Linked DNA regions of Homo sapiens: region 2 is linked to region 1. A link is a loop called in an ENCODE intact Hi-C map of the cell type or tissue named here. Cell type or tissue: CD4-positive, alpha-beta T cell. All regions are shown on one strand. Links, peaks and the distances in the headings refer to the core of each region. The heading gives the core; the rest is flanking DNA.

Region 1 (7,292 bases), core at 1,418-6,417:
AAAAGTGGCATATCCATACAATGGCATATTATTTGTCAATAAAAAGAAATGAAGTACTGACAGAGGCCACAACCCGGATGAACCTTGGAAACAGTATGTGACGGGAAAGAAGCCAAATGCAGAAGACCACATATGGTATGATTCTACTGATATGAATTATTCAGAACAGGAGAATCCACAGAGGCAAAAATAGAATATTGATTGCTACAGGCTGTGGGTGGGAGGCGGGTGTGGAGGCATGGGGAGTGACTGATAATGGGGGGTGGGGTTTCTTTCAGGGGTGATGAAAATGTTCGGATATTAGATAATGGTGATGGTTGCACAATTCTATGAACATACTAAAAAGCACTGACTCGTACACTTTAAAAGGATAAATTTCGTAGTAGGTGAATTCTATCTCAATAAAGCTGTTATTTAAAAGAAATTAAAAGGGGGAAAAAAACCCAAGTGTCATCAAAACTTGCCTTTTGAAGACTTGTTCTCTGTAAGAATATGGATCTAGTAACAGTGATTGAGCACTCTCTTTTCATCCTCGCTTACAGAGATGTGACAAAATTAATATGAGTACTAAAATTACACCAAAACATGTAACATCTTTTTAACCCTTTCAAAATAAGGGAACAAATCAAAAGCTTCAAGTCTCACCCTGACCACAGCCAGTTTCACCCTGCCCACATAAAATACCAGCATGCCAAGGGCAATAAATAGCTATGAGAGTCATGGAGGCTCCTCAGGCCAACCGGAGAAGACACATACTGTAAATTTTAATTTCCTTTCTTCTTTGATTGAGGCTCATTTGCATTCAATGGCTAATGTGAGTTGTAGTCTGCCACAGGATATGGGTAGTGGGTTACAGTTTGTATATGAGGACAGGATGGTAAAGGAAAGTAGGAAGATTTAGAGCACGCCATGGAAAGGACACATGCAGACTCTAAGCAGGTCTGTCATCACATAAGCTTCATTAGGCAAGATGCAACTCACATTTCCATTTACTCCCAGTCAGGCAGTCCTGGACTCTGGATGCAAACATGCAACAACAACAAGCCTTTGAATTTCCGAAGACAATGAGAACACAAATTGAGGGGGATACTTATAAAAACAGTGGGTGAGGCCGGGCGCAGTGGCTCACGCCTGTAATTCCAGCACTTTGGGAGACTGAAGCAGGCGGATCACCTTAGGTCAGGAGTTCAAGACCAGCCTGGCCAACATGGCGAAACCCCGTCTCTACTAAAAATACAAAAATTAGCTGGGGATGCTAGTGCACACGTGTAATCCAGCTACTCGGGAGGCTGAGGCAGGAGAATCGCTTGAACCTGGGAGGTGGAGGTTGCAGTGAGCCAAGATCGTGCCATTGCACTCCAGCCTGGGCGGCAGAGCGAGATTCTGTCTCAAAAAAAAAAAAACAAAACAAAAAACAGAGGGTGAAAAACCTTCAGGATTAAGTGAAAGTTAAGATGCTTGTCATCTGAGCACATTTATGTAGCAAACTCAGCCACAGCCCGTGCCTGCTTCATGGGACATGCCTTTTGTCTGTGTGTGGAATATGACATTGACAGTAAGTCTGAACCTTTCCCTCCTGGCTATCATACCTCCACCTTTTGCCAATGAATAAACTATCTGTAACTGGCATCTAGGGGGTAATAATTATTTATTGGAAAAATGAATCAAAAAATGATTTGGCTCAAATCTATGGCTGTCTTTTATGGAAACATTGTTGGGCTACAGTTACAAAGGGTCACCTCTGTTACAAATGCCAAGGGGGCTCTGCTTGTTGCTGTCCATGTCATTGACCCTGCTCTTGGTTTTTCTCTGCCCTCCTTCACATAATCTCAGGGTGCCCACATTATCTAAGGATGGGAATCTCAAGGCTAAGCACAACGCAGAGCTTCCTTATGGAGCTAGGCACAGCCTGGCCTATGACACACAGGGTTGGCTTCTCAGTTTCTAGTAGCTTCCACTAGGAGCAAGGCAGGCACTTTCTCTAGCCTTGGGGCTGATTTCTAGATTCAATTTATTAGCTCAAGTTTGAGTTCCATTCCCAGGTGGAGTACTAAAATCCCCAGTTAGCTGTCACGCCCAGCGTTTCCTCAACTGGGCTTTTGCCCTAAGTACCCAGACACCCTCTCCTTGGCTCTCTAAAGTGTTGTTGTTTTTTTTTTTTTTTTTTTTTTTTTAATGAGACAGAGTCTCGCTCTGTCACCCAGGCTAGAGTGCAGTGGCGAGATCTTGGCTCACTGCAACCTCCACCTCCCAGCTTCAAGCAATTCTCCTGCCTCAGCCTCCTGAGTAGCTGGGATTACAGGTGCCTGCCACCACACCTGCCTCATTTTTTTGTATTATTAGTAGAGATGGGGTTTCACTGTGTTGGCCAGGCTGGTCTTGAACTCCTGACCTCAGGTGATCCACCCACCTCGGCCTCCCAAAGTGCTGGGATTACAGGCATGAGCCACTGTACCCAGCCTAAAGTGGCTATCTTCTAATCCATCCTGTCAACTTCTTCCTAGTCCAACTTTAAGTCTCTAAGCTGTCTGTTCCTTCTAGTTTCTGATTAGCCAGAGTTCAGCCAAACGAAAATATGTTTTGATGTTTTGTATGCTCACTGCACACCTGGGTACTTACTAGGCAACGTGAATAAGAGGACACACATTTGCTCCCTCAGTTTATACCAATCACGAGTGCAAGCAAAACAGCTGAGAAGAGAGGGCGGTTACTCCTCTGGCTGATGACCCTTTCCACCTCCGGGACACAGGTGTGTATAGCATCTGCTCTCCCAACCACCATCCCAACCAGCATCCCGTCTTGCTCCCTCTAATCCTTCACAAACTCTCCAGCAGTTGTTTCTTTTTGTTTTGTTTTGTTTTTCTGAGACAGAATTTCACTCTGTCACTAGGCTGGAGTGCAGTGGTGCGATCTCGGCTCCCTGCAATCTCCGCCCCCGGGATTCAAGTGATTCTCCTGCCTCAGCCTCCCAAGTAGCTGGGACTACAGGTGCATGCCACCACGCCCAGGTAAATTTTTTTGTATTTTTAGTAGAGACGGGGTTTCACCATGTTGGCCAGGATGGTCTCAATCTCTTGACCTCGTGATCCACCTGCCTCAACCTCCCAAAGTGCTGGGATTACAGGGGTGAGCCACCACACCCGGCCCAGCAGTTGTTTTTCTAAAACACAAATAGGCCAGGTGCAGTGGCTCACGCCTGTAATCCCGGCACTTTGGGAGACTGAGATGGGAGCTTCGCTTGAACCCAAAAGTTCGAGACCAGCCTGGCCAACATCCTGTCTCTACAAAAAAAAAAAAAATTAAATTTTTACACAGCTGTGCTCTCAGCTAATTGGGAGGTTGAAGCAGGAGGATTGCTTTAGCCTGGGAGGTTGAGGCTTCAGTGAGCCTTGATCATGCCACTGTACTCCAGCCTGGGTGACAGTGAGACCCTGTCTCAAAATAAAACACAATGTGAATGGCCCACTTAAAATCCTTCTGTGGCTTCCCACTGCTTACAGAAAACTCTTCCACAGTAGGATCCTGTCCCATCTCTTTCCTTTTCAGGCTCATTTGCCTCCACCCCGTTTGCTCTACTTCAAGCACACCACCAACGCACATGGCATCCAAACTCACTCGCTCCTGGAATACCTTTCCCCAGCTGTTGAACTGCTGAAGACCTCAAACAGAACTTCCCCTGAGAAGCCTCTTCTGCCCCTTTGGTCAGGCAGACATGTGTCAGGCACCATGTCAGCTGCACAGGAAGGATGCCGTACCTGGCAGCTCACCATTCAGCCTCTTTTACCACAGCCCTCAGCATGCTATGCAGTCATTCTCCATTCATGTGGCCACCTCTCTCTCCTAAGGGAGGGTGTGAGTTTTGAAAAGACATTCTTCTCAGCATAGAGCAGGTACACAGTAAACACAGAAGAGATGTGCACATGTAACGGACTACAGCAGGAGATACACTTAAAACAGGGCACATGCTGGGCACAGTGGCTCACGCCTGTAACCTCAGCACTTTGGGAGCCCAAGGCGGGAGGACTGCTTGAAGCCAGGAGTTCCAAACCAACCTGGGCAACTTAGCAAGCTCCTATCTCTACAAAAAATTAAAAAATTAGCCAAGTGTAGTGGCAGACACCTGTGGTCCCAGCTACTTGGGAGGCTGAGGTGGATCATTTGAGCCTAAGAGTTTGAGGTCATAGTAAGCTATGATTGTGACACTGCACTCCAACCTGGGTGACAGAGTGAGACCCTGTCTCTAAAAATGAAAAACAAAACAGGCTACCTGGTGAGTAGCATAACTCATGGTGGGGTAGAAATCAAGGCCAACATAATATTTCTGTAATGACTCTGCTGCTTTTAGGTTGGGTTAGGCAATATCCTCTTGCTAAGATTAGTATCGACTCTGAGAAATACTTTATTCAGTTGTAAAGTCCCAGTTAAATTCCTTTGCACAACTGGAGAAATAAAGCCTTTGATTAAAAACTAAAATTTCCCCAGCCCTCTAAAAAGGGATGGGGGAGGGGAGCAGGTGGAGAGGAATATCTGATCTGTCATATTCTTTAGTCAGAGCCATAAACGTGTTTGGGTGAGACAATCTGATCTTCTGATAACGTTGATAAAAGTCACTTGAAGATTGGGTCACAGGAAGCCCAAGATAAATGCTGAGAGGAAACAGGTTCTTTTTGAAGTAGCCTCTTCGTAATCATTTTCCCACACATTTGTTCAACTTCCGAAAAAGGACTGAATACCTGATTTGCTTTGCAAATGAAACAGCTTAAGACAGAGAAATTGAGATAATAATTAATAAATGTGTTTGGAAGGCTCCTCCAGCTCGCTTTAAGTTCAGGCTGTGGCTTCAGAACTGTGTTAACTCCTTCTGTAAAGGCACAGGCTAACGGTGGTCTTCAGTGATTTTTACTCTACCTTGTTTTAAAAATGGATTCAAAGTGATTTATTGGAAAAGATTAAGACAGAAAATAACATTATTAGGACCAAAGCAGAAAGGGAGTAGGAGGAAATGATGATCCAGAGAAAAATAAGACTATAAGCAGGTCATCAGATATTATAGTCCTATCAGCAAAAGCACAGTGGAAAACGCATTATTTTACTTCACTCTTTTTATATATGCGGGGAGAAAATAGTCTGATATAATAATCTGGTACTTAGCTTTAAAAGAAATTTCTCGAGAATCTTCACAAGATGATAGGATGGACAATGTCTTCAGCAGCATCCCGACAACACAGGCAGTAACAGACGCGTTTGTAAGGGAGTGGCTCAGTGGTATCGCTTGATGAAACTGGACACCATAGCTCCAGAACTCAATTGCAGAAGAGGGGCAAAGGGGGAAAAGGCAGCACGATTTATTATCTTGTACATGCCAGGGCAGGCCTTTAATTTTGTCTTCATGTTCTACACACAGGTAAGAGTTTTACATAAGCTGGAAGTGGGGGAGAGGAAGACCCCTGGAATGACCAGAGGAGTTTCCACCCCTACAAAAAACACATTTTAAAAAAGCCACTTGACGCCAGGTGCAGTGGCTCACGCCTGTAATCCCAGCGCTTTGGGAAGCTGAGGCAGGCAGATCACGAGGTCAGAAGTTTGAAACCAGCCTGGCCAATATGGTGAAACCCTATCTCTACTAAAAATACAAAAATTAGCCGAGCATGGTGTTGCGTCTGTAGTACCAGCTACTTGGCAGGCTGAGGCCGGAGAATCGCTTGAACTCGGGAGGCAGAGGTTGCAGTGAGCTGAGATTGCGCCACTGCACTCCAGCCTGGGCAACAGAGTGAGACTCTGTCTCAAAAAATAAAAAGTAAAAATAAAAAATTATCCAGGTGTGAGGGCATGCACCTGTAGTCCTAGTTACTCAGGAGGCTGAGGCAGAAGGATTGCTTGAACCCAGGAGTTCAAGGGGGCAGTGAGCTATGAACGCACCACTGCACTCACGCCTGGGCAATAGAGCAAAACCCTGTCTTTAAAAACAAAGTCATTTGAGACACAAAATTACAGCTAGATAGAAGGTCTAGTGTTTTTATAGCACTGTAGAATGACTATAGTAAACAACAACATTTTCAAATAGCTAGAAAAGAAAATACTGAGTGTTCACAAGGACATAATGTCTGAGAAGATGTATATGCTAATTACCCTGATCTGATCATCATGTATTTTATCAAAACATCACGATATATCTCATAATATAATTATGTGTCAATTAAAAAATAAAAATTTCAGGCCGGGCGCGGTGGCTCATGCCTGTAATCCTAGCACTCTGGGAGGCCGAGGCAGGCGGATCACAAGGTCAGGAGATCAAGACCATCTTGGCTAACACGGTGAAACCCCGTCTCTACTAAAAATACAAAAAATTAGCCGGGCGTGGTGGCACATGCCTATAGTCCCAGCTACTCGGGAGGCTGAGGCAGGAGAATGGCGTGAACCCAGGAGGCGGAGCTTGCAGTGAGCTGAAATCGTGCCACTGCACTCCAGCCTGGGCAACAGATCAAGACTCTAAAAAAAAATAAAAACAAAAATAAAAATTTAAAGTCCTTTGAAACTTGTTGACAAATCAAAATTTCTCATTTTCTACTTTGAAGTTCTTAAGCCTGCCAGTCACAGTGCCTGGTAATCAATGTTTGTCAAAAGAACATGATTAACAATAACCCAAGTAATGTTATTGTCTTGGAGATACTTCAAGCTTCTGAATGAGATCATGGCACTGTTACCACTAAGTAATGGTACCTTTCATAGAATACATTCTACATACACACTTCCTTAAGTTATGACCTGAGAATTGGTTTCTGTTCTCAAACACATAATGAAAAGGATAACAAAATTCAGATAGAAGTATTTTTGGGGCTAGGCACAGTGGCTCACACCTGTAATTCCAGCACTCTGGGAGGCCGAGGTGGGTGGATCACCTGAGGTTGGGAGTTCGAGACGAGCCTGACCAACATGGAGAAACACCGTCTCTACTAAAAATACAAAGTTAGCCAAGCATGATGGTGCATGCCTGTAGTCCCAGCTACTCTGAAGGCTGAGGCAGGAGAATCACTTGAACTTGGGGGGCGGAGATTGCAGTGAGCTGAGATCGTGCCATTGCACTCCATCCTGGCCAACAAGAGCCAAACTCCATCTCAAAAAAAAAAAAGTATTTTTGGTGAAAAATACAGTTTATCAATGAGAAGAAGCACATTTAAAAACATTTCTCCAGCTGGGCACAGTAGCTCAGGCCTGTAATCCCAGCACTTTGGGAGGCTGAGGCGGGTGGATCACCTGAGGTCAGGAGTTCGAGACCAGCCTGAACAACATGG
Region 2 (7,292 bases), core at 725-5,724, 620 kb before region 1:
TTCTGAGAGAGACCCTGGCTCCCAGCTGTCCCCTGCCATGGCTGGTTGTCAAGGCCTCCTCCAGCTCCCACTCAGGCTCCCCAAAGACCCCAAGCTCAACTCTACCTCCAGCCATGGCTCATGAGTGACCCCTTCCCTTTCCCTTCCATGAGCCCTCCCTGCCCTGTGGGGTCCATGGAATCCTTCTGGTGTGAGGCCTCCTTCCCTCCTCCTCAGACTCATGAGCCCTTGACCCAGGGTGCTCCCGGGACCTGCTTTGGCAGAGACTTGCCTGGGGCCTGCACTTGGAGACTCAGCCCTTTCCTGGAGGGAAAGTGGGCTGTGCTGGAGATCAGCGGGCAGCAAGGACAGCAGGCTGTGTGGATGATGTGTGTGCCCTGAGGGGCCAAGTCAGGGTGTCAGGGAGGGAGGACAGCTGTGGGGAGGCAACGGAGGGCAGCGGGCGCCGGAGCGAAGGCCGAGCAGCAGAGCAGGGGTCTCCTTCCCTGCCTCCCTTCGTGAGCACCAGCTGCGCACCTGCTCTGTGTCCTGATCCCATGGGCTGGGCCGAGGCCCTCCTGAGCATAAGGAATAAAAACACTGGGCAGCCGCCACTACCATTCAGAGAGCCTTGAATCAGGGAGGATGTCCCCATGCAGTGGGTCTGTGATCAACATGACTCCCCTGCTCTCCCAGGCTGATGGCCAGACTCAAGAGCTGCCCCTGGCAGCCTTGGACCACCTCCTCCCCACCAGGACAAGTGGAAAGACTGAGGAGGATGGTTCCCTGTCCTGGTGTTCCAAGCTGGCTCTTTCTGGAAAATCTGTATGGCTCAGCCACTTTGCCATCAGTCAGGCTCGAGCACCAGGATGCAGGTGGCGTTTGCCTCCTGGGGCTGGGGTGGGGAGGCTTTAGGGCCCTGGGGAGGGGTCTACACAGGCCCACTTCCCATGAGGGAAACCTAAATTTACACTCACCTCCAGGGAATGAGAAGGCTGGGAGGCTGGTCCGGACCCTGGTAACCATTCCCTCTCTTTGATGGACAGCGAGACTGAGGCTAGATGGAGGCACCTAGCAAGCCAAAACAGAAAACCAAAACAGAAACACCTTCCCTTGCAGATATCCAGTGCATCTCCCAACAGCCTGCAAAAGTAGTGCTGCATGCCCTGTGGGGTGAGCCAGCCGGGGCTCAGAAGGGGCAGGCCACAGGCCAAGGACATGCAGCGAGCTGTGCCTGCCCAAACAGGGCCTCAGGGAAAGTCTGAGGGACCCGTGAGGGATCCAGAAGAGTCTTGGAGGAGGCTCATTCCAGAACCACTCGTCCTGCTGAGAGCAGAAAGCCCACATCTGCCACCTCAATTCTGACCCATCAGTTCCAGGGGGATGCAGGTGCGCGAGCCGGGCAAGGGCCTGGGACTTCCACCTGGCATCTTGACCCAGACTCTAGCTCCAGACATAGAGGGCAGGAACGGATGCCTGCAGGACTTCAGAAATTAAACAGGCTTCTGGTCTCATGATTTCTCCTGCTTTTGATTTTTAATGCACCTCCCGATGGCTCTTCCCAAGAGGGCACACATAGGCTGTGGCCCCTCTGGGTGCCTGATGATCCTCCCAGCCAGAGATGAGGCTCAGAGCAGAGACTCAGGAGCAGGGGATGCATTTCTGGCCCTAGAGGGAGTACACCAGGCGAGTAGTAGACACAGGTCAGGGAGGGCACTGTGGTGGGAAGGCCTGGCACACCCATTGGGCGTTTGTGTCCACAAGGACTCCTCTGCCTGAGTGATGTGCATGGTGGAGTTGCCAGATCCTGAGGGAAAAAAAGGAAGCCCCAAGAACAAAGAAGCAAACAAGGAGGTCTCATTGTCCTTGGCCATCCTCAAAAGTTGACACCCCGCCACTACTTTCTGCCTGGCTCACTCTCCACAGCCCCTCTGGTGTTGGGAGCCTCCTCTTTACCAGTGACTTCCAAATGCCCTGACTTCCGGACCCACATGGCCACAACTGACTGAGTCTTCCTGGAGGTCCCCTGGCCTCTCAAACTTGCCATTCCAGTGCAACATGGGCTGACCTCTCAAACTTCCCTGTGACCTTGTGTCTCCCCCATCACAGCAAATGGTCTCCATGTCTCTGCCTATGAGTGTGGGCCTTGTGCTCCCTGTCCCCCACCCCATGGGACCACCAGAAGTGAGCTCTCCGAGTGCAAGGGGCCTGTGAGGTGCGTACTCCGCAGCAAACCCTCCCGGAAGCTTGGCTGAATAGATGCAGAGACCACATGTGGTTGAGGGTTAACCACCCTCAGATCCTCCCAGGCCTCCCTGGCACTCCCCAGTGCCAGGAACCTGGGAATACCAAGAGGCCAAACTGGAATTGGAGCTTGGCGAGGGCAGCTTCCCTTTTTGAGGTGTACATTTGGGGACCGAGACAGAGGGGATGCACGTGGGGACAGAATGGGGCTGAAACCGCAGAAGCCAGAGATGTTGCTTCATATGTCTGGTGTGGCCTGGAGTGACAAGGGAAGGACAAACCACTCATGGTGCCATGCGGTACCAGGATCTCCTGTCGGTGATGCAGGACCCAGGAGCCCTGACTCAGGTGGAGGCCGGACTCCCTACCTCACCACGTGTGTCCAGAAGGTTGCCCTCTGCGGCTAGGGCTGGGCAAGGGGCAGCTGTCCCTGGAAACTCCAGCAGGCCTCGCTCCTCTGCCCAGTTTGGGCTTCAGAAATCTCCCCTAGCACTGGGCAGAGGAGAAATTGAAGGATTGTCTCTTCCCTGGGAGGATCTCCCACAGAGTTTCCTGGGGCAGGCAACAGTTTCCTCGGTGAGGCAGTGGCCATTAACCCATTGTACAGATGCAGGGGTTGAGGCTCAGGGAGGAGGGACTTTCCTAGGCTTCAGGGATTGGTGGTGGCTGGGTAAGGGCAAGAGCCCAAGCCTGGGGCATAGAGATGCCTGGATGGCAGGATCTGCTGGGGAAACTCTGCCTTCAGCCCAGACTTCCCTGGGACAGTCACAGGCCACTCCAGCCTACCTGCGAACACCTGGCAGGCATCTCTCTTTACAGCTGCCTTGAGGGGACAAGCACGCTGGGTCCACCCCCTGCTGGTCCAGCCAGGTGATCAGCATTTCCCAACTTCCTGACCCCAAGACAATGGAAAATGCTAGGATAGCAGGAACAGATATGGGTTCAAATTCTGGTTCTGCGGTCACTGATTGTGTGGACTGGGCTGACCACTGGTCTCCCAGATCTCAGGTCCCCAGAGATAACAAGAACCCTCATCAAGGGTTGGACAGGTCAAAGAAGGATCAGATCAGCCCCAAAGCCTGTGCGGGGGTGCCATGGTACCGAAGGGACTTTGAGGCCCATTTCCTTCCCCTTGTGATAATGTCTCTCGTGATAAGGATCCTGGAGTGACTCAAGCCCCTGTTTCCTACAGAGCCTGTGGGGTGGACACGCATAGGAAACTCCTTCCAGAGGGTTTTCTCCTGTCTCTGTAGGAAGGGGGGCCCCAGAGGGGTCATACCACCCATCGTGGTCCCCGCCTCTGCCCTGCCACAGCCCCATCGGAGCCCCTGAGTCAGCATGGCTGGCTATCGGTTGACACTGTTTAAAATACAGTGCAATCTAGGAATGCCTGCCTGTGTCATGGCCTCAGCCCTGATGTCATCTTTCCATGAGAAAGATGTGTGGCTGCCCACAAACCTCATCACCAAACCCATGGATTTCTGTCCTGTTTGTGCTGACTTGGGCACCTGCAGGCCACCACTGCCGAAATGGATTTCTTATTATGACTCTTGCTTTCCTCCTTTCCTTCCCTCCTAGGCCCTTGGCCACTGGCCTGTTACTTGCCCATCTGTTATGTCCCAGCCCTTAAACACAGCTTTGCTGGCCCTCAGCTCTTCTTCCTGAATAACTTCCGTGGCCTCAGCTACCACACAGACATGTACCGCTGCCAGATCTGTCTCCTGTACATGCAGACTCTGAAACTCCAAAACTTCCCGTGGGCCTCACGCTCTGAAGATCTGCTCCTTTGTCCCCTGGGTCCTCACCTTAGCCATGTGGACAGTGATTCTAACTCCTCTTACTCACATTCAAAGCACACTTTGGTGGGGGGGGAGGGGGGTGAGTAGACTAATCTTGCTCCTCCATGGATGGGGTTAAAAAGTCCTTGGAGGCAGGACCCTGACCGTTTTTGTCATCCTTATGTCCCTTTTCCCTGCTGGGAACCTAGTAGATGCTCAAAAAATAATGAATGACTGAGTGACTTCACTATAGCACCAAGTCCTGTTGAGATTCTACCTCCTCAATCTCTCTGGAGTCTGCCTGCTGTTCCTTATACCCATTCCTAAAACCCCAGGGCTCCCTGTGCCCAGAACATTCTCCCCTGTCCTCTCCTGCCCCTCTCCTTCCAACCCAACGTACCCACCTGACTTCTAGCCTTTCAGCCTGGGCTTGCAGGCAGGATCTCTAGTGAAGCTCTCTGGTCCCCTTGGATCCCCAAGCTAGAGAAGGTGGCCCTCTGGGATCCCTCAGCTCTGGACTTCCCCCTGCCGAGTCAAGGTCACACCATGGGAGGGTCCATTGCAGTCTGTTTCCTACCAGACTGGGAGCCTCAAGGGCCAAATGTGAGGGCCAGTGGGAGGGTCCCGTTTACCTCCCCAGAACAGGTCCTGGTGTGGATTGGAAAGACTTGTTGACTGACTGTCTGAGCTATGACAACTCATTTCTAGGAGGAAAGTGACCTTCTCTCCCAGATGGGTCATACAGGCTCTCTGCCTCCCTGGCCATCAGCTGAACCACTATCTATGGCTCCCTTCCCTGCCCTCCAGCCTCCAGGGTGCTATCCAACACATGTGATATCTACATGTAGTATCCATGTCCTCATCTCTCCCCCGAGAGCTCCCTGGAAAGAGCTGAGCCAAGGCCTTGCAAAAAAGGTGGAGAAAGGGCCAGGGCCTGGACATTTCATGTTCCCACCCCAGCCTGGCCACTAGGAGTGTTCTACGCAGGCTCAGATGGATGGGGCTGGCCTCACAGTGGGGTCTGGAGGACTAAGGTTTGGTTTCTCTATGCAAGGTCAGAAAAACTCCCACAGTACAGGGAAACTGGCCAGGGCTGCAGACTCAGACCACAGTGCTAAAGCCATGAACTCCACCTGCTCTCTGAAGGCTCGCCAACCTGAGTCCAGCAGAATGTTCTCGCTTGTGTCCAACCCCACTGGTTTAGGCTGAATCAGCCTCTAGGGCCCAGAGGCACTGCACCTGGAGTAGGGAGCTTCTCCAGTATCAGAGTCACCTTCAGAGGCCTGGAGCCTTTCATAAAGCAGGTAAGAGGACTCAATAGATGCATCTGCATGGAAAACATCCTCCCCTCTACCAGGCACCTGTATGTACAACCAATCACAGCAGCACACATACACCCAGAAATGGGCACGTGTGGGCCCACACCCCTTTAGCTATGAAACCCAGGCATGGGGCAGCTTGAGCCAGATACCTTGTGCAAACACAAACTCGTGCTGTCTTCTCTGAACTCCATTGTGAAAATCAAACACTTGTCAGCCCCTCAAGAGCCTTTAGATTTCCTACTTCCACACTTCCACAGAAAGGCCTCTGGAGTTGGGGGATGCTGGGGTTATGTAGGAAATTAAGCCTGGAGGGCCTTGCTGGGGAAGCCATTGTCCCTGTACCTGAGATGGATGCAGCCACAGCCCTGGAGCCAGCCTGAAGCTCCTGGTGTCTTCTGGGGGCTACATATAGGAGTGTAGTCCGAACCTCAGAGGGGCAAACCTGCTCTGCAGAGGGAATCAAGGTTCACATAACCAGAGAGGGGAGTCACTCAGGAAGGTGGCTCCAGAGCCAAGAGTCAGACTCTGGGTCCCGACTTGACCCAGCCACACCCCCTCTGAAGCTTGCTGAGAGTGGCTGCAGTCTCGCTGCTGGATGTGCACATGGTGGTCATTCCCTCTGCTCACAGGGGCAGGGGTCCCCCCTTACTGGACTGAGGTTGCCCCCTGCTCCAGGTCCTGGGTGGGAGCCCATGTGAACTGTCAGTGGGGCAGGTCTGTGAGAGCTCCCCTCACACTCAAGTCTCTCACAGTGGCCAGAGAAGAGGAAGGCTGGAGTCAGAATGAGGCACCAGGGCGGGCATAGCCTGCCCAAAGGCCCCTGGGATTACAGGCAGGATGGGGAGCCCTATCTAAGTGTCTCCCACGCCCCACCCCAGCCATTCCAGGCCAGGAAGTCCAAACTGTGCCCCTCAGAGGGAGGGGGCAGCCTCAGGCCCATTCAGACTGCCCAGGGAGGGCTGGAGAGCCCTCAGGAAGGCGGGTGGGTGGGCTGTCGGTTCTTGGAAAGGTTCATTAATGAAAACCCCCAAGCCTGACCACCTAGGGAAAAGGCTCACCGTTCCCATGTGTGGCTGATAAGGGCCAGGAGATTCCACAGTTCAGGTAGTTCCCCCGCCTCCCTGGCATTTTGTGGTCACCATTAATCATTTCCTCTGTGTATTTAAGAGCTCTTTTGCCAGTGAGCCCAGTACACAGAGAGAAAGGCTAAAGTTCTCTGGAGGATGTGGCTGCAGAGCCTGCTGCTCTTGGGCACTGTGGCCTGCAGCATCTCTGCACCCGCCCGCTCGCCCAGCCCCAGCACGCAGCCCTGGGAGCATGTGAATGCCATCCAGGAGGCCCGGCGTCTCCTGAACCTGAGTAGAGACACTGCTGCTGAGATGGTAAGTGAGAGAATGTGGGCCTGTGCCTAGGCCACCCAGCTGGCCCCTGACTGGCCACGCCTGTCAGCTTGATAACATGACATTTTCCTTTTCTACAGAATGAAACAGTAGAAGTCATCTCAGAAATGTTTGACCTCCAGGTAAGATGCTTCTCTCTGACATAGCTTTCCAGAAGCCCCTGCCCTGGGGTGGAGGTGGGGACTCCATTTTAGATGGCACCACACAGGGTTGTCCACTTTCTCTCCAGTCAGCTGGCTGCAGGAGGAGGGGGTAGCAACTGGGTGCTCAAGAGGCTGCTGGCCGTGCCCCTATGGCAGTCACATGAGCTCCTTTATCAGCTGAGCGGCCATGGGCAGACCTAGCATTCAATGGCCAGGAGTCACCAGGGGACAGGTGGTAAAGTGGGGGTCACTTCATGAGACAGGAGCTGTGGGTTTGGGGCGCTCACTGTGCCCCGAGACCAAGTCCTGTTGAGACAGTGCTGACTACAGAGAGGCACAGAGGGGTTTCAGGAACAACCCTTGCCCACCCAGCAGGTCCAGGTGAGGCCCCACCCCCCTCTCCCTGAATGATGGGGTGAGAGTCAC

Evidence for each region. Peaks named below come from ENCODE experiments on the same cell type or tissue, not always from the same donor. Only the 100,000 strongest peaks of a DNase experiment are listed, where the experiment ranks them.
Region 2: it touches region 1 in a loop (7-fold over the local background); 2 of 110 quality-filtered maps call a loop at or near these places.

Annotation. Positions count from the first base shown.
Region 1 is chr5:132,684,431-132,691,722 of GRCh38, forward strand. It overlaps a transcript of KIF3A not described here. Among named protein-coding and RNA genes, the nearest start is that of IL4, 14 kb to the left of the region's middle. In CD4-positive, alpha-beta T cell, for the core only: no CTCF peak of the experiment used is centred there; DNase peaks (open chromatin) are centred at 3,771 and 4,551.
Region 2 is chr5:132,067,278-132,074,569 of GRCh38, forward strand. CSF2 (colony stimulating factor 2) reads left to right here and starts at 6,512. Exons shown (of 4, transcript NM_000758.4): 1 at 6,512-6,705; 2 at 6,804-6,845. The coding sequence starts at 6,547. In CD4-positive, alpha-beta T cell, for the core only: no CTCF peak of the experiment used is centred there; DNase peaks (open chromatin) are centred at 2,474 and 3,494.